Linked DNA regions of Homo sapiens: regions 1 and 3 are each linked to region 2. Evidence: chromatin loops called from intact Hi-C (ENCODE). Cell type or tissue: HCT116. All regions are shown on one strand.

Region 1 (8,000 bases), 690 kb before region 2:
GGGCCCAAGCAATTCTCCTGCCTCAGCTTCCCAAGTAGCTGGGATTATAGGTGCTCACTACCATGCCCGGCTAATTTTTTTATGTTTTTAGTAGAGATGGGGTTTCACCATGTTGGCCAGGCTGGTCTCGAACTCCTGACCTCAGGTGATCCACCCGCCTCGGCCTCCCAAAGTGCTGGGATTACAGGCGTGAGCCACCGCGCCTGGCCGAGGCCTTACTCTTAAAACCAAGGTGACCCTTAGTTTTGAAAAGTACAGAGCACTATAATGAATGATTAACAAATTATGCTCTGCAAAACAAAACTTAGTTGTGCATTAATACTAGTAGATACTATTTCTGCATTCTTATTTGTGCTAGGCAATGTGCTAAATGCTTTATGTACATTAACCTCATTTTAGTTCATTTAACTTCACAAGAAAGCCGTTGGTTAGGAATTTTTACCCTCATTTTACAGGTGGGAAAACGGAAACAGAGTTGAGTGACTTACTCAAGGTCTCAGAGTTAGTCAGTGGTAAAGTTAGTATTTGGATTCATGGCTATCCAATTACCCATACAGCATATTGAACAAGATCAAGAGGTTTAAAATACCTGTAAAATTTTTGATTAGTTAAATATGATGTGGAAAAATATAATAATGATGGCAATAAATAACCAATAAATGTTAGAAGACAGAGTTTAAGAGACAAGGATATGATACATAACCCCTTTTCTCCTGTAGAAGTAGATGAGGAAGTTATAGTAGAGGAGATGCGATGATAGTTCTGTAAAACTGTGAAGTAAGCATTGATTATTTGCTTGATTCATTAATTTACTTAACTAGGTTTTTGTTGGCCACTCTGTTGGGTGGTGGTATAGAAAGATCAGTAGGAAAGGTGCCTGCCTTTACAGAGTTGGCAGTCTTTTGAGTATGTAGACCATCCATGGGTAAATAGTGCAGAGGTTCAAGAATGATCATAGATTGTACTGATTACAAAGGAAGGTATATAATGTAGAAAGAGGTGCATGGTGGGTGGGAGGGAGACCTGTCCTGAGTTTTAAAGTTCATTATGTGAGGCAGGTAATATGGTCAAGATTCCAGGTAGAGAAAACAGGTGGTAGAAAGCCAAGAAGGTCCAAATGAGAGTGGGTAGGTTAGTGCAGTAATTGATGAGCCCGAAGACAGACAGATAGAAAGACTAGATCTTCCATGGCTGAACAAGATAGAGGTTGCTATAAGGCTGTGGGGAAGAGGCATGGTGAGATCCACATGTTAGGACAAATGCACTGGCTGCAGTGTGGAGAGAGGGTTGGAAAGGGGCCATGCTGGAGAAAACCAGTTAGGAGGCTGTTGCAGACAGGAGGAAAGTGACAAGGGCCTGATAGTGGGCAATGATGGGGGTTTTAGTGAGAAGGGGACAGCCCAGGTTATCAAAGAAAACGAGAAGAAAAGTTTCAAGGAGGAAGAAAAAGTAAATAGTATCAAATGATGTAGAGAAAAGATATTCATTGGGTTGAATAACAAGATCTCTGGTGACTCTTGCTAGAGAAGCAAGTGTTAGTGGTTCACAGAGAAGCCCATGGGGTGGAGGAGTGACCCAAGGGTGAGTGGGAAGGAAACACAGTGAGTGCCCAGTGTTTTCCTTTGCTACTCCCTGTGCTGATTTCCTCCTCTACTTCCAATCTCGGGAAAGAAAAAAAACACTTATTGGACAATTAGTGAAAACTAGTGCGTGCTGTAAGCCTCAAAATGACCCTATGATGTTGGGCCCACTGTGATCTTTATTTTCTAGGTGGGGAACAAAGAGCTTGAGAGATTTATACCCCAGCCCAAGATCCACAGTCATTAAATGGCAGGGCTCTAGTTCAAATCCAGGTCAGTGTGATTCCAGAGCTCACAGTCTCACCACTACTCTCTTCTAGAATTTACAGTCTTCATGCTTTGCTCTTCTCTCCTTCCCTCTCAAGACTGCAATCATGGAGCTGATAGACTTATTTTCACCAAAACATAAATGATGGGCACAGCTTATTATGTTTTTTTTCTGGATGCATTTTGAAATGACCATTGGATGTACTTCTTTTGCATTTTTATTGTGAAATACAGAACCAGTTTTGGCACTTTATGTAAGTGGAATCATTTGTATTCTTCTGTGTCTTGCTGCTTTTGCTCAAAATTGTATTTTGCGATTCATCCATGTTGAGTGTGGCATTAGTGCATTCATTTTCAATGCTGAATAATATTTCCTTACGTGAATTTACCATGTTATTTGCCATGCTATTTTATTCTTTAGGGACTTGTGGGTTATTTCTAGTGTTGAACAATTGTGACCGATGTTGTCTCTTTTTTTAAAAGTTCATTTTTCTGTTCAAGAAGGTCTAAGAATGTGATTTTAAACATCTTTAAATATTTTAGGAGGTCAGGATCCCTTTCCAATTCCCTTGAAATGAAACCTGACAAGTGGTTCCTGTGGGTTCCTGATTTGCTTACTCATGAGACCAAACCTGAGAAGTCTGAGGAGCATTTCTAAATTAAAATGTTTAAATAGGTCAGGTGAACTGAAAAAACAAAGAAACAGTTATTACCAGATCTCCCATTTCCCCTAGCTCTTCCACTTCATTGTTGCAATCTTAGCGAAATGCAGTCAGCTTGCATATTTTCCTGCATCGGTCCTTTGATCAGTAAAGTAATTTCTTTTCCTTCCTTTGTGCAAATCTTTTGATTATAGTAAGTTCATTCTTTAAAGACCAAACGTGGTAAAAAATATTAACAACTTGAATAATTTTAGCAACTATCTAAAATAACTTATTTTGCAGGGGATAAAACTAGAAATATTTACTTTTATAAAGTGAATCATCAAAATATAATACAACCAGTAATAAGATCATAGTGTATCATATATTTTAATAACAACATATAAGATAGACACAGTGTAGTATAGAAGTTCAGGGTATAGGCTCTGGAGTCAGAAAGACCAGGTTCAAATTTCAGTTCCACTTCTTACTGCCCATGTCAATGTGGTGAATTTCTTAACCTTCTAGAAGTAGCTTTCCTCAATTATAAAATAAGGATAATAGTAGTATCTATTTTAATAGGGCCATTGTGACCATCAAGTAAAAAACCTCAATAAATGTTAGTTGTTGTTGATATATTTAGCACATCCAAAGGGTAGAATAACCAGAGTATTTATTAACAAATCTTGTCAGAGATAGTTATCTGCTTATGTTATAGCTATTTATTCAACATTTAATAGGCTCCTCTTCTGAGGCAGAGGTTGTGGATCAGACAAAAGTACAATTTGTGGAGGTAAGACAATTAGAAAATTATGATCAAGTGGCAATGTTAAATAAAATATATTTGAAAACATAAAGTAGGAAGTGATTGCAGAATGTGGATCAATTGAAGGTACAACTTTCTAGGAATTGTATTTTGAATTTGATCTCAAACGAGGTAATAGCCACAACTTTGCCACGAAGAAAATTGAAGTTCTTTCTTCCAGAAAATGTGTGCATGTAAAGAATAGAAGGAAAAATGAGTACGACCTCTTTTGGGGGATAATAGGAATGGAAACTGTGAATGGAATGGGTGAAGAAGGGAGACATAATTGGTGGAATATTTTATAAACAGCTTTTCTTAAGACTCATATTTATTAGATGGTAGGAAAAATAAAAATTCAGTTCCATTTGGATTGGCTTACTGAATTATAAACTTATTAAGGCAAAATGTGACCAATCTGGCAGATTAAAGAAAAGTGGTAATATTTTGGCAAAATAAACTTTCTATATTTTCCTTTTCTTAATAAAGATATAAATAATAAAGCACTTTGACATTTCAGAGATTTGAAATTTATATTGAAAAACCACTCTTGAAATTCCTGTCAGTCATTTGAATCATTTGCTTCTTTTGTCATCTTCTTGTTACTTTTTTTTTTTTTTTTTTAAAGATAAGACTCCTTCCCTATTGCTTCGACTATAGTTAGTATTTTCTAGGTTGGCTGTAGGGATTGTTCCCTGAAGCTTATATACCTCACCACGCGTTGACGACTCCCCCAGGTCAATAGAATCCACTAGGTGGCGCCCAGGTCTACTGCCGCGTCTCGTCTCCGCTGGGCGCAAATCTTGGAACAGCTGTGGATGTTCGAGGAGTGGTTGGAGAGATCAATATGATCCATGTGGAGCAGCTTCCCTACCGTCTGCTCCAAAAGGCTGTAAGCCTGGTGTCCTTCAAACTGTTACTGTAATGAAATACCCGAATATGGACAATGATGGTGTGGTTTTGAGTACGAGAAAGCCTGCGGTTTTGCTTCGTGAGACTTAAAGACGAGCAGGCAGACAGGCATCCATCCAGCTGCAGTTCATAGCCGATGCCCCCGACAAGTAGCAGGCTGGCGACTGAGAAGCTCCCCAGAAGCTACCTTTAATGCCCAAAGATTGATTTAGGCAATGACACTGCAATGTACGGAAGGGGAAAAAGGGACGAGAGGAAGGTATCAAAAAGAGGGAGATTATTTCAATATTAACTTGAGTGCAGGCATAATTCGCTCTCATTTCTGGCAGGCAATTGAGCACTCTGCTTCATATGCAAAATCGAGGGTACATTCTGATGTAGATTTCAGATAGCGGGAAATGAAGGTATTTTGTTTTTCTTTTAAATTGCATTGGGCAATTTCCTTTCTTATATGAAACGCTGTAGGCTTTGTACAATTATTTTATACGTTATTACCATTCTTCTAAAAAGGGACAGCTTTTTTCTTTCCAATTTAAAGTAGTGGATAATGACTTTGGCAGCATTTTCCTGCCTTTTTCAAGTTTATGGAACCCATTCCTCATCATTAGGCTGAAGATGCAGATAAGAAAGGACGAGCCTTTTTCTGGAGCTTGTCACATCAATGTTGCTTCTTAGGTGATTAAAAAGAAAGCAGCGAGGATCTTGGAGAAAACGTCTGACAAAAGGTAATGGAAACCCAGAAACAGACGAAAACCGGTGATAGATTAGGCAAACCTTCTCTGCTAAGTGCATGTGTGCATTTCAGCTCAGGAACAAAAATAAGACCCTGTTCTACGGAGGCTCTTAAAAAACTGACCTGTGCTGGCCCCACACGCTAAGGTTTATTTGAGGCGCCCGAAGGTGATTAGATCCAGGAGGAGGCGTTTTTCTGCAGTTTAGCTTAGGAACTCAGAGCCAGCCAAATGCTTACTGCAGCTGCTTGTTGGCTGGTTCAAAGGTATAGAGCTGCTTTAATTAAAATCGGCAGGCGCGTTTTGATTTTGGTCAAAATAGATTTTGTTATTTTTAAACTTCCTGTGGAATTAAAAAAAAAGTATTTTTATTCCCTTTTCTTTTGTCCAGCATTCTTATTCCCATTTCCATCCTCTGCTATCATAATAATGGGAGGGGGTTCAGTATGGAATTCTAAAAATCTCCCCAGGTTTATCTCTTCAGGGATACGCGATGGTCCAACAAAAACATCTTTAGCACAAATGTAGCTTGGAGTATATGGAAATTGTGTAGTAGTCACAGAGGTATTTCTTAAAAATATCTTTGCTAATAATTTTGGTAGGCTAGAAGTAGATGAGTGAACATGATATTCAACTATGGAAGGTATTTTGCCTGGTGTTCAGTTGGTTTATTGTTTTGAAGGAGGGAAATTGGCATGCAATTTAATAAAGAAAGTACTTTTTCTAAAACGAAACATTTATTTCTATTTATTAAAATATGGTATTTCAATATGCAACAAAGAAAAAATGATTTCTGGTATGATACTAGAAACAAATCTGGAAGTGAAAAAAAGGATGACTAAAAAACATTGTAGTTAACAATATAAATCTCTAGAAGCAATATACTTTTCACCTCTGGGTGCCACTGTTCAACTGCTTCTCGTTTTTATGACTGTTTGAAAGCCAGATGCTTCTTGTAGATGTATTCTTAAAAGAATCTGTTAAAGAGACATTTTCTCTATCTCTAGTTATCTGCTAAATAACTTTTTTGGCACCTGGAGTAAATTCAGCATGGTTGTGATTTTCCATTTTAATTACCAAATGATGACCAAATAATATTGAAGATTGTTTATATGGGCAATTGGCTAGGTTAAAAGCCTGATTTCATCTCTTATGGAAATGAATTTTGTATTTGCCTTTCTGGTAGGCATTTAACCAGAAAAAGCCTTTAAAACACAAGGGAGTTTTAGGTTAAATTTGTTATCATTTGTAGGTATGATTTTAATTCTGCACAAATGTTTCAATACAAATAAATTTTATAAAAGAGAAGTAATGGGTAGACATTGGAAGGAATTAATCAATGAAAATATAATTTCAAGAACCTAACTTTGTTAACTGAAATATTATTTTTCACTTAATTTTAAAGCTTAATTCCTTTAGCAATTCCATGAAAAAAACCCTACAGGAATTTGTCTACATATTTTCTGAATTCTTCTCAGGTGTGATTATTTTAATAAAAATAACAATATTTGTAATTTTGCAAAATGTATGAGTAATTTTTTTTTTTTTACAAACTAGGCAGTGAATTAGTATTTTGTAACAAGAAACAAATGCACATATTCGGTTGGTTTTTAAATCTCTAATTACTTATTTTAAACTTGGGGCTTATCAGAAATGCGAGAGAAAGTGGTTATAATGCCAAAGTTAATTTTGTTTTGTCATATACAAAGTAGTTAATCTAAAAATTATTGATTGATATTCTCCCTCTTTTAACTCTTTTAGGACTCGATATTTAAAGCAAAACTAATTTATCTAGGTGTTCTACGGCACAAAATTAATTCTCCTGGGACTGGTCCAGGCCAAGCCTCATTATGGAACGGTTCCTCTTGCTGAACTAGTCTAAGCCTGATTCTTACTGGGATACTTTTTTAGAGTTATTTGCAACAAAGAATTTAACCCTTGAGAAGCTACAGAATTGACTTTCAATATTATACATATTAGGCCATTTGAGGGGATCAGGAAGACATTAAAATCAGAGTGTGTTTTTTCCTTGTGGGTGCTTCCTGGGACTTTGAAGTTAGGCAATTGTATTTGTGTATACTGCAGGGATTTTAGTTTTGTAATCATATACCAGAATTGAAGTGTTCATTTAAGACATTTTTTACCCTTCCCTAATCTGCATCACAACAAGCATATTACTGACCCTGTCTTTTTCATTTATATATAAGTGGTGAATTTACCTCTTTGCCTGGGTGCCCAAATAGTTGTTCAGATCATACAGCAAGTTTCACTGACTTTCTTTGCTTAATGTCTAACTGAATCATTTGGTTACTTGGTGTTTTTGTGCATACATAGACCCCAAGATTGTAACTGTTAAACAGCTACAAAAGTAGTTCAGCATCATTCATCAGTTATATTTCCTTTACTGTGTGTGTGTGTGTGTGTGTGTGTGTGCGTGCGTGTGTGTATAATATCTTTGCAAAATATTATTGGCGAATAGATTTTTTAAATGTCAATTTTTGTGTTGACTTTTTGCCTTTTGTGTAGCAGTTAGTTCATAAAGATTAGGCCATTTTCCACTGGAGAATCTCTTGCATTTTAAGGTTCTTTGCTCATTGTGGGCATCTTACCAAATTTTTTCACTGAAGTAGTTTTCCTCATTCAAAATGCCACATTTTCTATTAGAATGTTACTAATCTGGCTCAATATATTTTCCCTTTGTGGCTGGTAAGGAATATTTATTTGATGCTAGTGAGGCGGCCCAATCTACCAGCCAGGTCTTTCACAGAGAACAAGATGGTGGTCAACTTGAGGATGGGTAAGTGTCTTTGTGATGGAAAGCAATAATTTAGTCTTTAGTAGGCTGCTTGCTCTACATGCTAACAAACCGACACCTTTCCTCACTCCCCTTCTCCCAGACAGATTTCTGTTGGATTAGTAGTAGGTTGACTTGTTCCGTCTCACATAGATATACTTCCAGAAGGTGTCGCGGTGATGCTGTGAGACTTAACTTGTCAACCTAAACTCTTTTTATCTGAAATGCAATAACAATTGCCAAGTTTTCCTAATATAAAAATAGTCTAAATCA
Region 2 (8,000 bases):
AGGTGTGGACTCACTCATATTGTTCCTTGGGAAGCCTTTATGGAAATCTCAGAATCTGGTTGTGTAGTGCAGTCTCCTCCAGGGCCTGCCCTTCCCCCTTTGCCCCATTCATGTCACCTGAATTACCTGTTCTCCGGGAGGACAGAGGACACAGCTGCATCCCCACAACCCCCCAGCACAATTTTTGGTGTTCAATGAACACTTGGAAACTCAGTGCCTGTGTGAGAAACCAATTCAATATTTAATTACATCCATTGTATTTACTAAAAAGCTACTTTATGCCAGGGCAACATATTGGGTGCTATGGGGAATATAAAAAGGTTAACAGGCTTCTGAAATTGTTTGACATGTTATTATAAACATGTACCACTTTTGTAATACAAAAATAAGTAATAGTTTTTAAAAGTTCTAAGTCCTCATCTCCTGAATATTTAAAAGAAAAAAAGTGGTTACTAACTCAGAAAGTCTGCCATCAATAGCTGATAACCACAGATTTCAACATAAATAATTTGGATGCAAGCCATGATGAGCTAAGTGAGTGAATGGAGTGTATCAAAAGTGAATGTGCTTCCAAGTCTGAACCTTGGCTCAGCCTCGTATGAACTATAATTTCAGACAGGCTGCTGGGCTAGTTGGAACCTCAGTTTCCTCATCTGTAACATAGGAACCTTGATACAGCTGTCTACTTTATAGGACTGTTGTGAATATAAAATGAGATCATCAATGTAAAATTCTGCAAATTATCAGTGGCAATATTAGGAGTGGTATACAGAGGAAGAGGTGGTTTCTACAGAGATCTGGAAAGCAGGTGGCCTTTGGTCTAGGGCTTCAGGGAGGTTGTGGTTAATTCCATGGTCTCTGGAGTCAGACTACTCAGGGTTCTAATCCTGGAGTGGCCCCTTATTTGCTTTGGGAATTTGGGCAAGTTACTTCTCATCTGGCTCATTTTCTTTCACTGCTCAATAGGGGAAATTAAAAGCACCTACTTTATAGGGATGTGGTGAGAACTGAGTGAGAAGTTGGATTGTTGTGCTGGTTTAGTAGATAGTAAGCCCTCCATCAAGGGCAGCTGTTACTCAGGTCCTCCTTTTTAAGAGTGACCTGGGCCAAGCACTTTTCGAATGGCTAAAAAGATAAGGATCAAAACAACCTTCTAAACACCACAGTGCCCTGTGAAAAAATTGTCAGCCTCTTAATAATAGTTCATTGTGATCACTCATCCTACAACTATCTTCTGAAGCCTATCACAGTTACTGAAGCCAAAGTTTTCCTTTATGTAGCTGGTTTGAGATACCTTGTGAATGGCTTTAGAAAGCTCTCGAGCAATTTGGCAGTCCCTGTGTTTCCCTGCAATGGGCTATTGGAAACTCCACTAGAAAGCTGATCATCATTGAATACATTGGTGTCTTCCATAAGAATGATGTCAAAGATGGGGACAGTACTGCTATCTGTCCAGACTCAACAGGACACTAAAGATGGGCTAGGTTCCAGAAGAAGAGGAAACCAATAGGTTCTGTGCATGAAGAACCTACATGTGGCCTCATCTTAGTTAGAGAGGGTTTGGTTCACCATTTCACCTCCCCCCCACCCAACTCGTTTCCATTATATATTCCTGTATTAATGAAATTATGTACTTATTACCCATTTCCTTGGTACTCAAACTGTAGTGTGTATCAGAATAACCCAGAGAGCTTGTACAAACACAGATTCCTGGGCCGTATACTAAAGTTTCTTCCTCAGTATGTCTGGGATGGGGCACATTTCCATCAGTTTCCCAGGTGACATGATGCTGCTAGTCTACGGAACACAGAGAATCAGTTACCTATCCTAACAGCTGCTTAGGGGAAAATTTTTGTTTAAGGTTGCCTTTCCCTTTAAAACAACTGTGACAGTAGTAGAGCCTTTCAGATAATGTGTGACGCACGCAGCTTGGGAAGTTTCTAAGGGTGGACCTTCTGAGAGGCACTGATTCAGGAGCTGATCAATTGCAGCTGCTCTGATGAAATATCCTATAATCAGTGACTGCTTGTCTTCACAGACCTCCCTTAGCACAAAAGGTTCCCAGACCAGCTGCAGGCTCCCAGCTTCCTGGAGCAGAGCTGCAGCTGGACCTACTTCCCTCTATCCAGGGGACTTGTGGGTGTGTTAAGGGCCTGAGCAGCCTGGCCTCAAGGGTGGACTTCCTCCCCACTTCCTCCCACCTCCTGACGTCAGCCCTCCTGCCAGAACCAGCCTACACTGTCTGGAGGGCAACTGCTGAAGGTTTGGTTGCCATGGCAACTGATCCTCTATCCACTGAGGGGTAGAGGAACCCTGGTGTGTGATTTGATGGGTGGGCTCCACCATTTCCATTTCTCCAGATGAAAGTATTTCATCACTAGAAACTCCTTTTGCAGTAAGCACTTTTCCATCCACGAATCCCGTCTTACAATCCAAACAGTCCTTAGGAGGAATGTGAATTCTTTCATCAAATGGAGCCTGGTACCAGCCTCAGAGGAGAAATTGCCAGACCTCATCCACGAAGAGAGGCTGACAGCAGCAATGCTACCTCCTTAACAATTGCACCAAAGTCCTGCTGTGAGGTACTTGCTGAGGGTGGAGAGTGACTGCCACCACAACAAACTGAGGTTGAGACCAATAGCTCTCCCTACAGATGGTGACATTTTTTAAAATCTCATGATTAAAAAGCTGAAGACTAGGGATGATCGCCAAACACCTGACCAGTCTGCCATCGTGATGAATAAATGTCCTTTGAGATTGGAATCCTACTGAACAGCACACTTTGTTGATGTTTCAGGACAAATGCACCTTCATGTTTTATTTTATATTTTATTTTGCTGTCAGCTATTTTAAGATCTTGAATCAGGTTACACATAAAAGAACTAGAGCCAGGATGTTTGGGAAATTAACAGATGATATTTAGCAAACATTTTGACGGGTCATAAAGAAACATCTGGGAGAGATGTCTGGGACCACGAGTTGTGTGCTGGGGGAAGGAGGCCCCTCTCCAGCAGCTGCATTAGGTTTCTGGGCTGAGCTGAGCTAAATCTTCAGAACGGATGACCGTGCAGTTCAAAGAGTCCCCAGCAGGGGGCACCCTTTTGCAGTAAACTCTCTCGGTTTTATAGCTTTGCTCTGCAGCAGCCGACCTTACAGATAATTGATATTTTGATTTCTCTAACCCTCTGCTTCCTCCTTCAAAGCAGACACTCCCCTCTAGGAAGCCTTCCTCCCACCTCTTATGAAAATGGACATTTTGATGAGTAGTGGTTCTTATAGCAAGGATTAAAAGCAAAATCTGAGGAAAGATGACTGTCAAGGAAATTAAATATAGATTATGAAGAAGGTTGAATACATGCCCACAAAAGTTTCAAGATAGGCTTGCCTGATTTTCATGATCAACTCAAAGGGCACAAGACATTTCTAGACTGTCTCATAAAAGCCTGCATCAATAATGCATATGTGTATCAGTATAAAACTGGCCTCCAGTTATTTAATTTCTCAAGGGTCAACTGTGTTCCTTGGCAACTTAAGCCTGTGTGGAAAGCACCTCATGTTCCCCTGGCAGTGCATAAATAATTATAATAAATAATCCACTCATTAGCTGAAATAATTAACCCTGTTTTAGACAATCCAAAAACATCTTGGAAGCAAATAATTCAGAAGTGGACAACAGTGTTCTCCTCTCAAAACCAAGATCCAGTATCACCAGCCATTGTTATTTAAACATTTTAAGAGACCTATTACTTTTGTTTTTTGAATAAACTTAGACAGTTTAGCTCATTACTCTCACACTTCACAGCTCCGTAGACACATGTGGGTAATATTCTCATTTTAAACTTGTGATAGATTTTGTAATTTGATAGTTTTTTTTTCATTTTCTTTTAAATATCTTTCTTGCAGGAGTTATTCTCTAGCAAGAGTTCACTATTCACCCTATTCTCTTTGCAGCCTGAGCCATGTTTTAAAAGCCAGTTCACTTATTAATCAAACTCCTATAGAACTTAGGTGGTATCTGTCACTGTTCTAGGCATTCTTGAAATTTTAAGTCCTTTAAACCTCATAACGTGGATACTACTCTTATGTGTTGTCACAGAGAGGTAATTGAGGCACAGAGAAATTAAGTAACTTGCCAGAATATGCAATAAACAGCACATAAACAAGTCAAGATTTGAACCCAGCCTGTCTGAAACCAAAGTCCAAGTATTAAATCAACATGTTACGTTATCTCTTAGTAGAGAAGGGGCAATAGTTGTATACAAACTCAGCTAGTGAGTGGCTATTTTAATGAAATGTGAAGACCTTTGGAAGGTATCTAGTCTAGTCCTTGGCACATAGTACATGTTCAATAAAAATTGGTACTGGGTGAGGAGGACTGATATATGTACACATATATATTGACCTATATTCATTTAGGGAAGTGGTTGGGAGCACTTGGTTATGCAGAAGTAGGATATTTCCAGCTCTTTCCATCACTATCTGTGTGGCCTTACTAAACCAACTCAATCACACTAATATCCATTTCCCCATCAGGAGATAATACCAGTAGATGCTACCTCACAGAGGTGAAGTGAGGATAAATGAAATAAGGCACACAAAAAACTTAGCACGGTGACTGGCATAGGGTAAAAGGTTATGATTCTTCCCTTTGGTTTCATTTAAACCCAGTTTTATTTAAAGACTTAGTGTATAGTATCATATAAGAGCAAATATTTATTCAAACATTCCCCCAAAAAGCAAGTTCAGCTATTTTTGGAGAGACACAGAAGCCTTTGGTAATCAACATTGATTGAGGGTTTTGAAAGGAAAAAACATTAACAGCACTATTAGAAAATCAGTTATGGGCTGAAATTTGCAAGGTTTATGGAGCTTCAAGTTCAATACTCCTCTGTCCCCAATACTTTATAATATGTGCCAGAGAAAACTGGAAATTCTACCCTTGACAGCCCAGACGATAAAGAAATCACAGAGGAGAAACAGATTGGCCATGCTTAGGGCAACAGAAGGGGAAAGCAGGCCTGACCCCCTCCTTCCCTCTCCTTGCTCCATCTCTCACCCCCATGCCATCACCTCTTCTCATTTCCTTCTCACTTCCTCTGGCCTGACTCCTCCTTACCACACCTTCTCCTGGAGCAGCTGTTGAATGGTGAAAGAGCACAGTGAGCTGCCTTTGCTGCCAGTGGCTGTGACAAGGCCCAGGTGGCCTCAGTGAATGATCAGGGTGGTCATGGCCTGACATGGATGGAGAGTGATTTTCCTCAGTCCACTATAGATGCGTAAGGGCCATTTTGGACCACTGCATGACACCTGATTAATGACTCCATATCAGTCCAGGGTAGCATTTTTCCAGTGGTCACATGCATGGCTGGGAAGTAGTATTTATGTGCCATCTTCCTGGGATTCTCGTGGACTCCATAGGCAATTTGAAGATAAGATTTTTTTTTTAAAGAGTCTTGCTCTGTCACCCAGGCTGGAGTGCAGTGGTACGATCTCGGCTCACTGCAGCCACCATCTCCCGGGTTCAAGTGATTCTCCTGCCTCAGCATCCCGAGTAGCTGGGATTACAGGCACCTGCCACCACGCCCAGCTAATTTTTGTGTTTTCAGTAGAGACGGGGTTTCACCATGTTAGCCAGGCTGGTCTTGAACTCCTGACCTCATATGATCCGCCTGCCTCGGCTTCCCAAAGTGCTAAGATTACAAGCGTGAGTCACCGTGCCTGGCCAAGATTTTAATATTGCTTTTTTTTTTGTTTGTTTGTTTTGCCACTTCTTGATGGTTTCTTTTACACCCAAAAAGAACTTTTCACTGATAAGGATTATGTGATGGCATAATTCTAAAATACAGAAAGAAAAAGAAAGAATCCAGAGACCTTGGTGCTGGGAAGAGGGGCCAGGCAGAGCCTTGGAAGTGGTGAGAAATACCAGGATCTCTCATGACCCACAAACAAGCCTGGAGACTGCTCCATGGTGTGTCTCCATATTTGTACATCCTGGGGAGCCCAAAGGACAGTTGGGGTCTTTTTATCAAAAACAGTAGGAAATAAATCCCAAAGAGATTTTACTATATAATCATATGTTTGCTGACATATTTCAAGCTCCCTTTACATGCCCAACACTGGGCTAGGAGCAACAGAGAGAAATAAGGCATAGTTCTTGCCTTCAAGGGACTTGCAGTCTGGTGGAGCGGAGGTCAAGGAGACCAGCCTTCACACACAGGATGCTGTGGACACCAGAGGGGAGTGCAGGGAGGGGAGCCTAACTTAGCTGAGGCTGTCTTGCAGAAAGCTTTGCGAGCCACCTGATCCTTAACAAACCTAGAAAGGAGGTTCTAGGCATCAGGAACTGCACCAAAGCATACAAGCACATGGAACAAATAGATACTGCAAGAAGCAAAGCTTACTCATGGGGAAATCATGAGAGATGATTCAAAGGTGGACAAGAGCCAGACTGTGAGTGGCCATGCTAAAGAATGAGAATTATAGGCCGGTCACAGTGGCTCACACCTGTAATCCCAGCACTTTGGGAGGCCAAGGTGGGCAGATCACCTGAGGTCAGCCTGGCCAACATGGTGAAACCCAATCTCTACTAAAAAAACAAAAAAATAGCCTGGCATGGTGGTGGGTGCCTGTAATCCCAGCTACTTGGGAGGCTGAGACAGGAGAACCACCTGAAATCAGGAGGTGGAGGTTGCAGTGAGCTGAGATCATGCCACTGCACTCCAGCCTGGGCAACAAGAGTGAAACTTCCTCTCAAAAAAAGAATGAGAATTGTAGACTCCAGGAGAAAGGAAACCACTAAGGTATGAGCTTGAGAGTGATACAATCAGAGTTGAATCTTAGAAAAATCATCTGGCAAGAGTGCAGGAGCTTATTGCCAAGGGTTGATCTGACAGTAGAAAGACCATAACCTGGGCTCACTTTGCAACTCCTTTCCCAAAGTGAATTTTCACCTGACATTAAAGAAACATCCCAGCAGCCCACATTTATAGGGGCCAATGGCTCTAACACTGACTCCTCCTACCTGCGTAGATGAAGCAGGGCCATGAATTATTTGCAGCTCTTTTCTTAAAGAGATGGAATCCATTTTCCTACTCCTTGAATCAGGGCTGCGCTTGTGACTTACTTTGACCAACAGAAGTGTTGTTGTGAGGCTTCCAAGCCCAGGCCTTAAGAGATCTTGCAGCTTCCACTCTCACTCTTCTGAAACACCGCTATCACCATATAGGAAAGCCCAAGCTAGCTTCCTTGAGGATAAGGCCAAGTAGAGAGGCCCAGACAGCAAGCTGTTCCAGCAATTCACTCACATATGAATGAGATGGTCCCCACCAGCCAGCCTCCAAGCAACCCACCAATCAATTGCCACATAGGTGACTCCAGGAGGCAAGATAAGCAGAAGAACCATGGAGATGAACCCAGCACAAATTACAAAATCAAGAAATTAATGGTTGTTGTTTCACACCGCTATCTCTTGAGTGGTTAGTTACCCAACAATAAATAACTGGTCCTCCTTTATACTGCAATTTGTGAAAGCTGGCACTGGAACAACAAGCTGTCCAGATATTTGCAAGAATTAATACTGTCTGGAGGGTAAATAGACGCCATATCCCTAGAGCAGAAGGGGTTTCTGCAGGGATTGTCTGAGTCTCCTTCCCTCCAGAGTGCCAATTAGGATGGCTGACTTGCTCTAACTTATATCTAACTATAAATGCACTGTCTGATTGATAGGACATCAATGTTAATTAATAATTCATAGTATGGTCAGACTTTTTCACATGTAATCACAACTTTACATCTCAAGAAATGCCCCTGTAGCTAGTTGGAAAGCAGCTTTTCCTTCAGATTCTGACTTTCAAAAAAAGTTATCACAGTCTCTCAGAGTAGAATTTGGAGAAAGTGTGTGAAAAAGTCAAAGTTGACAAGAAATGCCATTTTTCTCCTTGGTGCATGATGCCTTTCCTGCAGAATGTAGCTTTCATGTGAACAAACCCCACTGCAGGGAC
Region 3 (8,000 bases), 360 kb before region 2:
GCTCCTTTCAGGTGGTGGGGATCTGAGCTCTGGAGGAGTGGGGGAATGCAGGGAGGAAATAAGTTTCAGCACAGAGAGGAAATGAAGGGTGAGTGGGTGTCTTCTGCTCATTACTCCTCAGGGGACAAGGTTGGACAAGATATGACTGAGACCCCAGGAGGTCACTTTCTGTCCTGGCTTAGTATAAATGCCTGATCCAGGCAAACTCCCACAGACAGAGCACAAAGCCTTACCCAGGACCCCACTTCTCCCAGCAGGTAAAGGGGGAAGCCTGCTTCTGAGGGGTTGGTTGGAAATGAGGCGGAGGCGGGAATTGTGTTTGAATATTTACTAGATTATAATGCTGTTGGATACTACATCATTCATCAGAGGGCCCTGAATAAGGTTATTATGGGTGAAGTCATTTTTGTAATAAAGTTGGCTGTAACTCTGGGTCATAAATCACAGGTTCTGGTACTAAAAAAATTGCTAAACATGCCTCTGTTACCACATACTGTCCTCCTTTTAAATACTTTGATTTTACTACAAATCTCCCATTGACTGAGCTGGGGGAAATACACACAATGAGCAAACGATTCCTTCCGTCCCTGGCAGCAGCCCTGCCAGCATCGGGGCCTCCTGGAATGATTTCCTGAGGTGTGATGTTATTTATGGTGTGCTTTCTCTATCAAAAAGGCAAACAGCATCCCAAGTGACCCCGGAGCATTTGCATCATTGCTTCTCTTGCTAATTGATTCATCCCCTGGCAGGGCCTGAGACACGGGCTGTTGGCTGGACACTCGCTCCCAGCTGCATATCCTGTGGATTTAAGGTGCATAAGAAGCAAAGATGTTAATAAAATCGTTAAATGTCAAAACTGAAAAACCCACACCCATTCAGAGTTCATCAGCTCTTCTGGAATGATCTGTAAAATACCATCTCCTCCCCTTGTCCTTTTCTCATAACCTTTGTTATGTTACCATCTTTGTTATGTTACCTTTGTTTGTTACCATCTCCTCCCCTTGTCCTTTTTTCATAACCTTTGTTAAGTAAGGAGATTAAGAACTGTTATTAACGACACTGATTGTTTAATTTCTTTCATAACTTCTTCCTTTCAAATGAGAGTCCAGTACAGAATGAAAAGGAATGTTATCATATGAAGTGCATTTCAGACGTAATAAAGCAGAAAGGAGAGGGTGGCCCCAGTGGCAGTTGTAAGAGGGATGAAGTGTGGATCTCTATAGCTCAGTGGCTGCAAAGCAGAAAATGAAGATTGTAAAAACGTCACATAAAGAAAAAATGCACAGTGGATTCGTTTTGTGATGCCCATAATTCAGTAATGCCTTTAAGTAGCTAGAAGAAATATAATAAATGTTTTTCCACAACATTGATCATACTGTATCAGAGGAAATATTAGTGTGCAGGGAGCCATGATTATACTGGTAGTAATTCTCGGTGCAGAAAACTAGTAGAAGATGGGACCCTTTATAGGCCGAACTTTTATTGGCTGCAGTTATTTACCTTTAAGAATACGCCTAATACATTGTCCTGTAGCTAAATATTTTTGTGAAAATTCAAACCAGCACTATCAGTAAATCAGAAATCCTGCCACCATTTTATAGGATTTATATATATTTTTCCCTGCAGATGCTCTCATATGTTCCAGAATACAAAAACCAGCCAACTGACCATGTAAAAATTCTAGAAGGCCTGTAAAACAGATTCTTCTTCTGTATTCTGAACCTGGATAGGAGCAGACAGGTTTATGGCATGTGATTCCATCCAAATGCCACCTGTATATATAACATCTCTCTAAAGAAATTAAATGGATTATTAGATTATATACCATAGTAAAACTATACCTGGAGCTGCAGGCCAGGAGAAGATATGCATGTTGTGCAACTGCTTAATTTTTTTTTTTTTGTCTTGAAACACTGAAGAAAGCTTTGCAAAACAGGCTTTTTCTAAATTTAGGGAGGAAAGAATGGAACTGATTCTTCATGCCAGCCTCTTGCTCCTCAGACTGGCAGGAGCTGGTAATGCGGTGGCTGTGGCAGTGTGGGTGCAGGAGGCCCTGCATGCTGAGGAGAAGTTTCACCTTCCCTCTAGATGGGCTCCAGCTCGACTTCAGAAATCATCCAGTCAGGGTTCCAGGGAGCACAAGATAAAAGCTAGCCCAGCCAGACTCCTGCAGAATTAAAGGGAGAGGTGAGACCCGGGCATGCTAATCTTCCATATATCCCAATGAAGTCGTGCTGTGAAAATGACTAAGAGAAGCAAGAAGCCAGAGCAATCTCCGAGGGAAGGTACTCTGAGAGCAGTGTGTAGGAGGGCGGTATTTGACTTCAGTATCTGCATAAGCCAGCTTGCAGTTCAAAGCCCTTGTTAAAGCAAACCAACCTGCTTAAAGGCTGCCGACTCACCTGCTCTGTCTCAATGCACCTCTCCCCTAACTCTCACTGACACAAATGGGTATCATTTCTCAGAGTGAAAGGAGGCTATTCCTTTCTCTTTGTCCTAGGGCTCTTTGCTTAATGCAAATAACAGGCCTCATGCACACATGCTCTACCAATCCAACACATTTTCTGTGTGTGTGTGTGTGTGTGTGTGTGTGTGTGTTTATGGAGTTACATATCGATTTTAGTACCTTCTATTGGAGTTGATGTTTTAATTGTTTTATTTGTTTTGTTTGATTTTTTCTTCTCCTCCAGCAAGCAAGAAATGGAAGAGGGCGCCTCTAAGTTCTTCCCATTCTGAGAATGTTTATTTATTTATTTATTTATTTAACTTTAAGTTCTGGGGTACATGTGCAGAATGTGTGGTTTTGTTACACAGGTGTACACGTGCCATGGTGGTTTGTTGCACCCATCAACCTATCACCTACATTAGGTATTTCTCCTAATGCTATCCCTCTCCTAGCCCCCCATCCCCCCAACAGGCCCCGGTGTGTGATGTTCCCCTCCCTGTGTCCATGTGTTCTCATTGTTCAACTCCCACTTATGAGTGAGAACATGTGGTTCTTGATTTTCTGGTCCTGTGTTAGTTTGCTGAGAATGATGGTTTCCAGCTTCAAAAAGGCAGGTGATTGAGGGAAGAAAACCTCCAACAGTTAGGGATTCTAAGGTTGAGGAACAGCCTGACACAGATGACAGTCTATCTAGTGTGGCTTCTGGGAAGTTGGTGTGCTGTCACCTGGTGTGCTCAGCATTGACATACAAGCCAATATGACATCACAGGCTTCTGTTAAATTTCCTCCTCATCATGGAGGAGAGAGATGCTTTTGAAGCATGTTCCTGTAAGTGGTTCTGTTCTAGGTACTTTGTGGTAGTAGCAGTTGTTTTCAATGTTTTATTTTTATTTTTTGAGAAAGGGTTTCACTCTGTTGTCCATGCTGGAGTGCAGTGGAGTGATCACATCTCACTGCAGCCTTGAAGTTCTGGGCTCAAGTGGTTGATCCTCCTGCCTCAGCTTCCTGAGTAGCTGGGACTACAGGTGTGCCAGGAGGATTTTTTTTTAAGTGAAAAAATTTTATCTTTGCCTTAGTTAATTTCCTGGCAGTTGAAGTGCATTTTAAAACGATAATTTCTTGGCCAGGCGCGGTGGCTCACACCTGTAATCCCAGCACTTTGGGAGGCCATAGCGGGCAGATCATGAGGTCAAGAGATCGTGACCATCCTGGTCAACATGGTGAAACCCGTCTCTACTAAAAATACAAAAGAATTAGCTGGGTGTCTAGTCCCAGCTACTTGTGAGGCTGAGGCAGGCGAATCCCCTGAACCCACAAGGCAGAGGTTGCAATGAGCTGAGATCATGCCACTGCACTCCACGCACTCCAGCCTGGTGACACAGCAAGACTCCATCGAAAAAAACAAACAACAAACAAAAATTTCTTTTGGAGGCTAATATCTCCATTGTCAAACCTTAATAAAGATCAATGTATAGTCATCTTTCTTCTCTCCTTCCTTTCCCTCCCTTCTTCCTTTTTTCTTCCCTCCTTCCTTCTTTCCTTCCCTCCCTCCCTTCTTCCTCCTTTCCTTCCTTTTTCCCTCCTTTTCCCTTTCTTTCATTTTATTTTCCTTTCTTCTTTCTGAATCCTTATTTCTCTTCAATGACTTAGAAAACATCTTAATGAACTTCTTAGAGCAATTCTGCAGCAATGAACATGTTCAGGATCACAGATGCCTTTTCTCCAGTATTTACTGGTAAAATGCAGTTCCCACTTTTGCTGTGTGTGTAGTATGCACACCATCCCATTTATGCCTGTAAAAACATCCAGGTGTGCTTAGGAGGGCCAGAGAGACCCTTGGAGAGTAGACTTACTGTAATTTTAGTAAAATTAAAAGACAAGAAGATAATAATAGGACTTAGGAATTTGCTTAGTAGATAAACAGAGTGCATTTTGCTTTACTTGGTATATAGTTTGAATTATTGACTTGCATATTGCCAAATAAAAAATATAGACAATATTGGACAACACAGAATATTTGATTATAATATAAAACATTTTATATTTTAAAATGAGATACACTTGTAATTATCTCTACAACCACTGGATGTCACTATTGCATATATCAGGCAGTTAAAAACTTCCTATCTAGAGAGAGAATCTGAAACTTATTTTAAGAGCTGTCAGTCGCCACCTTGGTGCACTACCTTTTGATGGAACATGCACTATCGTGCTAAAATGACTCTCTTCCCCATTCCATGCAGTCAGCCCAATTTTCAATTATGCCACTTTACTGGGAATTCTAATTTACACAGGATGAGATTCCTCAAACACAATTATTTTCTTCACTATATTTAAAAGGAATATGGTACTTCTATAATAGTTCTCAACATTGTGTATTAATTATAATGAGCACATTTTGGACACTAAATGGTGTGAAGTGAAAACATAACCATAAAATAAGCTCGATTTATAAAATACCCCCAACCCCTGCTAATTACTTACAACAATTTTATATCTATTTGCTCATCTGTCTTCCCAGCATCCCTGGGAGGTTACCTGCTTTACTACTTTTATGAGTCAAAGTTGACCTGTGAAGTAAATTGAATCAAGTAATTATTTGCACAGGCATTCCAGGAGTAAAGCAAAAGCAAACATTGAAAGTGTGTTCCAGACAGCTAATTCCAGTTTGCAAAAGTTACCAGTTCAGATTTTGGTAGTTCTGTGATTTTTCAATTAGTAAAAAAAAAATCCTCAATTCATGGGCCTTTTAACTCTCCTTTTAAAGATTCATTTAAAAAAAAATCTGGGCCATTTTGTGAGGCTGACGTGATAGAGAAAATAGGTCTTTTTCCAAGCTGAAAAAAGGCTGGCCCAGTTCAAGTGCTAGTTAGAGCAGGACCAGGAAAAATAATGTGGTGAAGGAATTTGAACAATGGTTTGCTTTCCCTATAGTTAGAAATGGCCAGGAGCTTCCAAAGAGCTATCCAGTTTAGTTTCTTTCCTTTTACTAAAACCCTGGAGTCGTTTTCTTCAACTTCCTCACATGCCCTTGCAGCTCTGGGGAAGCCAGAGCTGTTCTTGAAGGACTATTGGCCTAGATTTAGTGGGGGAGGGGAGATGCTCTCTGTTCTAGTGAATTATCAGAGAGCTGTGTTGCTTGCCATCTATGGGATGCTTTGATCCAAAATTTTAGTCATTGTTTCCACATTTAGGGGCTGGAATGCACATCAAAGAAGTGGGTGCACGGAATTTACTGAATGCCAAAGAAGTACAATAACATACAGAGGATATAAGCAAATCCCAGTGGTAAAATTTGCTGCCAATTCTTGCACATAATAGAGGCCCTAAAGTGACAGTCTATCTTTGACAAATGCATGATATCAATGCCAAGGGAAGGAACTAGCATGCTGAAAGGTGAATAAAAGAGTTGGAACAATTCAGTGGACTTACACATTTCCTCAGTGTGTTTTCACACAACAAGGAAAGCAGATGACACAAATGCATGAGGTAATCATAAGACAGGGCTGCAAACTCACTAGCTGTTTTAAACCAACCTGGTTCTTTCAGGATCCAGCTCTAAAGATGAGAGTAAAATGTGATTAGAAATCATTCATCTTCTGGAGGAAAAAAATGGAACAAGGAAAGTGAAAATAGCTTTCTTGTTCTGTCTTGGATAGTTCCAGATTTTAGAGCCCATATGTTGTTTGCTATAACTTCCTCGCCTCCCAGGGCCAATGCATTCGAAACGCTTCAGCTAGTGTACTTCACTGAGTAGTCTTGGAAGTTAGGGCTCATTTGTATCCATAGTCTTTGTTCAAATATGGATTAATTTTGGCTAATTTCAGTGGGTGCATATAAAGTAAAACGCACAGAACTGAAACTACTGAAATCAGGCCTGTGTGTGATCATCTAAAAATCTACTTTTCAAGCTCCTTTAAGTTTTATTTTTGAAATAAAAACAATAAAATGACAGTAAAAAGTTTCCAAAAGCATTGACATTATGAGCAATTGCTAACCAAGGCTATTCCCAGAATGATTGAGCAAAATTTGGATATAATTCTAGACAAGATAACTGCCCGGCAGTGCCAGCTATAAATACTCCATTCAGAAGGTGATTTCACTATGATCCTATGGAATATGTCCCTTGTCTCTAGGGCTGGGTAACCACGTGGATGCATATTATGCTATTGTCACTAGGGCTGGCATTGGAGGGCAAAGGCAGATTCTTGTCCTCAAGCTTTAATCTTTATACTATGGAGATGAATGTGTAAGACCTGCCGTAGGTTGCTTTAAAAAACCAGACTGCGTTTGGATATTTAGAGGAAGGGGTCTCAAAAATGCCATAGTACATAGAAATAGCCTAGAGGGGTCATGGGCACAGCTGGTAGTGAATCGGGTATAAGCAAGATCAAGATCTGTGTATTTATTTGCAACTCTACTTGCTTGAGCCAGAAATTGTGCCAGCTGCAAATCGAGCCAGCATTTCTGTCCTTGGCTTTAGACAATTAGAGCAGATTTGCTTGTATACACCAAAATCATTTCCAACACAGCCCCCACAGTTCTTTGTGCTTCTTACAAAATTTCCTCTATGGCCTTGCACTGCATAATAAAGGAGCTCTTGGAAGGATCCTGGTCTGTTTACTGTGCATGTTAAGTAAATGCAATGATTTTCATTATTTCAAACTCCATAATGAAATGACTGAGTGCCCGGCAACATTAGATAATGGACAAACAACTATTCAACTGGCTGGATGAACCATGGCTCTCTCGCATTAAAAGTGTGATATTTATGAGTTAACTTAATTATAGAAGAAAATATTGAGTAGGTGACTGAGTAAAATGATGACTGTGTATTACGTTTTTGCCATGCAGCTGGATAAACATATTCGACGACAGACCTTGGCAAGAACTGCAAAGATGCTCTTGACAATGGCATGAATAAATATTAGGTGTTATCTAGAATTCACCACATTTGAGGTCGTGCGCAAAGCCAGGTAAGTTTTAACAAAAAAGAATTACAGCAGAAGCCATGTGTGCACACTAGGACTATGTAAGCACTGGAGTCTTTTTCTGCTGCCTAGGGATTGCTCTAACACTCATTCTCATCCACATCACCGAGAGATTTTCTAAATCATTACCTTTGTTTGCACTCTAGGAGTGCACTGTAGCATAAGACCCAGGTTTTAGGAATCTCGTGGTAAATTTTTCAATGACATGCACTTGGAGAGAAAAGAAATACTTTACCTAGGCTATAGAGCTGACAAAAAAAGATTATATTTTGGAGTGACCCAACCCAATCCTTGTAAACAGTAAATGAAAAAATTGCTTTGAATTGCTTCTTGAATTTCTTTAGAGGACATAGTTTCTAACTACAAGAAGGACCATAAGAAAAGACAGTTTTTCAGAAGGTATTTTGAGTGAAGGTTCAGCAAGACTGATAGTCACTTAATGCAAGATTTGTATCCATGGCAGAAAGAATCAGTGTGCAAAAGAGTATCATAGAAATCTGCCATTATGGGTTTTTTTTTTCCTTTCCTACTCAGAATTGTCATATTACCAATAAGGAAAATTT

What was found. A loop is a pair of places that touch in the nucleus more often than their neighbours do. Peaks named below come from ENCODE experiments on the same cell type or tissue, not always from the same donor. Only the 100,000 strongest peaks of a DNase experiment are listed, where the experiment ranks them.
Region 1: it touches region 2 in a loop (3-fold over the local background); 14 of 110 quality-filtered maps call a loop at or near these places.
Region 3: it touches region 2 in a loop (2.9-fold over the local background); 10 of 110 quality-filtered maps call a loop at or near these places.

Annotation. Positions count from the first base shown.
Region 1 is chr2:177,145,148-177,153,147 of GRCh38, reverse strand. The region is part of intron 1 of LOC105373760 (a long non-coding RNA gene); the gene reads left to right. Among named protein-coding and RNA genes, the nearest start is that of MIR4444-1, 64 kb to the left of the region's middle. RefSeq lists an enhancer at 4,050-4,773. In HCT116, CTCF peaks have their summits at 4,062 (motif pointing right) and 5,828; a DNase peak (open chromatin) is centred at 4,067; H3K4me3 peaks cover 686 bases.
Region 2 is chr2:176,450,198-176,458,197 of GRCh38, reverse strand. No RefSeq gene overlaps it. Among named protein-coding and RNA genes, the nearest start is that of NRAL, 54 kb to the left of the region's middle. RefSeq lists silencers at 2,997-3,046, 2,963-3,257, 7,983-8,000 and an enhancer at 7,843-8,000. In HCT116, a CTCF peak has its summit at 3,076 (motif pointing right); a DNase peak (open chromatin) is centred at 3,087.
Region 3 is chr2:176,811,494-176,819,493 of GRCh38, reverse strand. No RefSeq gene overlaps it. Among named protein-coding and RNA genes, the nearest start is that of LINC01117, 180 kb to the right of the region's middle. In HCT116, CTCF peaks have their summits at 2,006 and 4,553 (motif pointing right); a DNase peak (open chromatin) is centred at 4,573; H3K27me3 peaks cover 674 bases.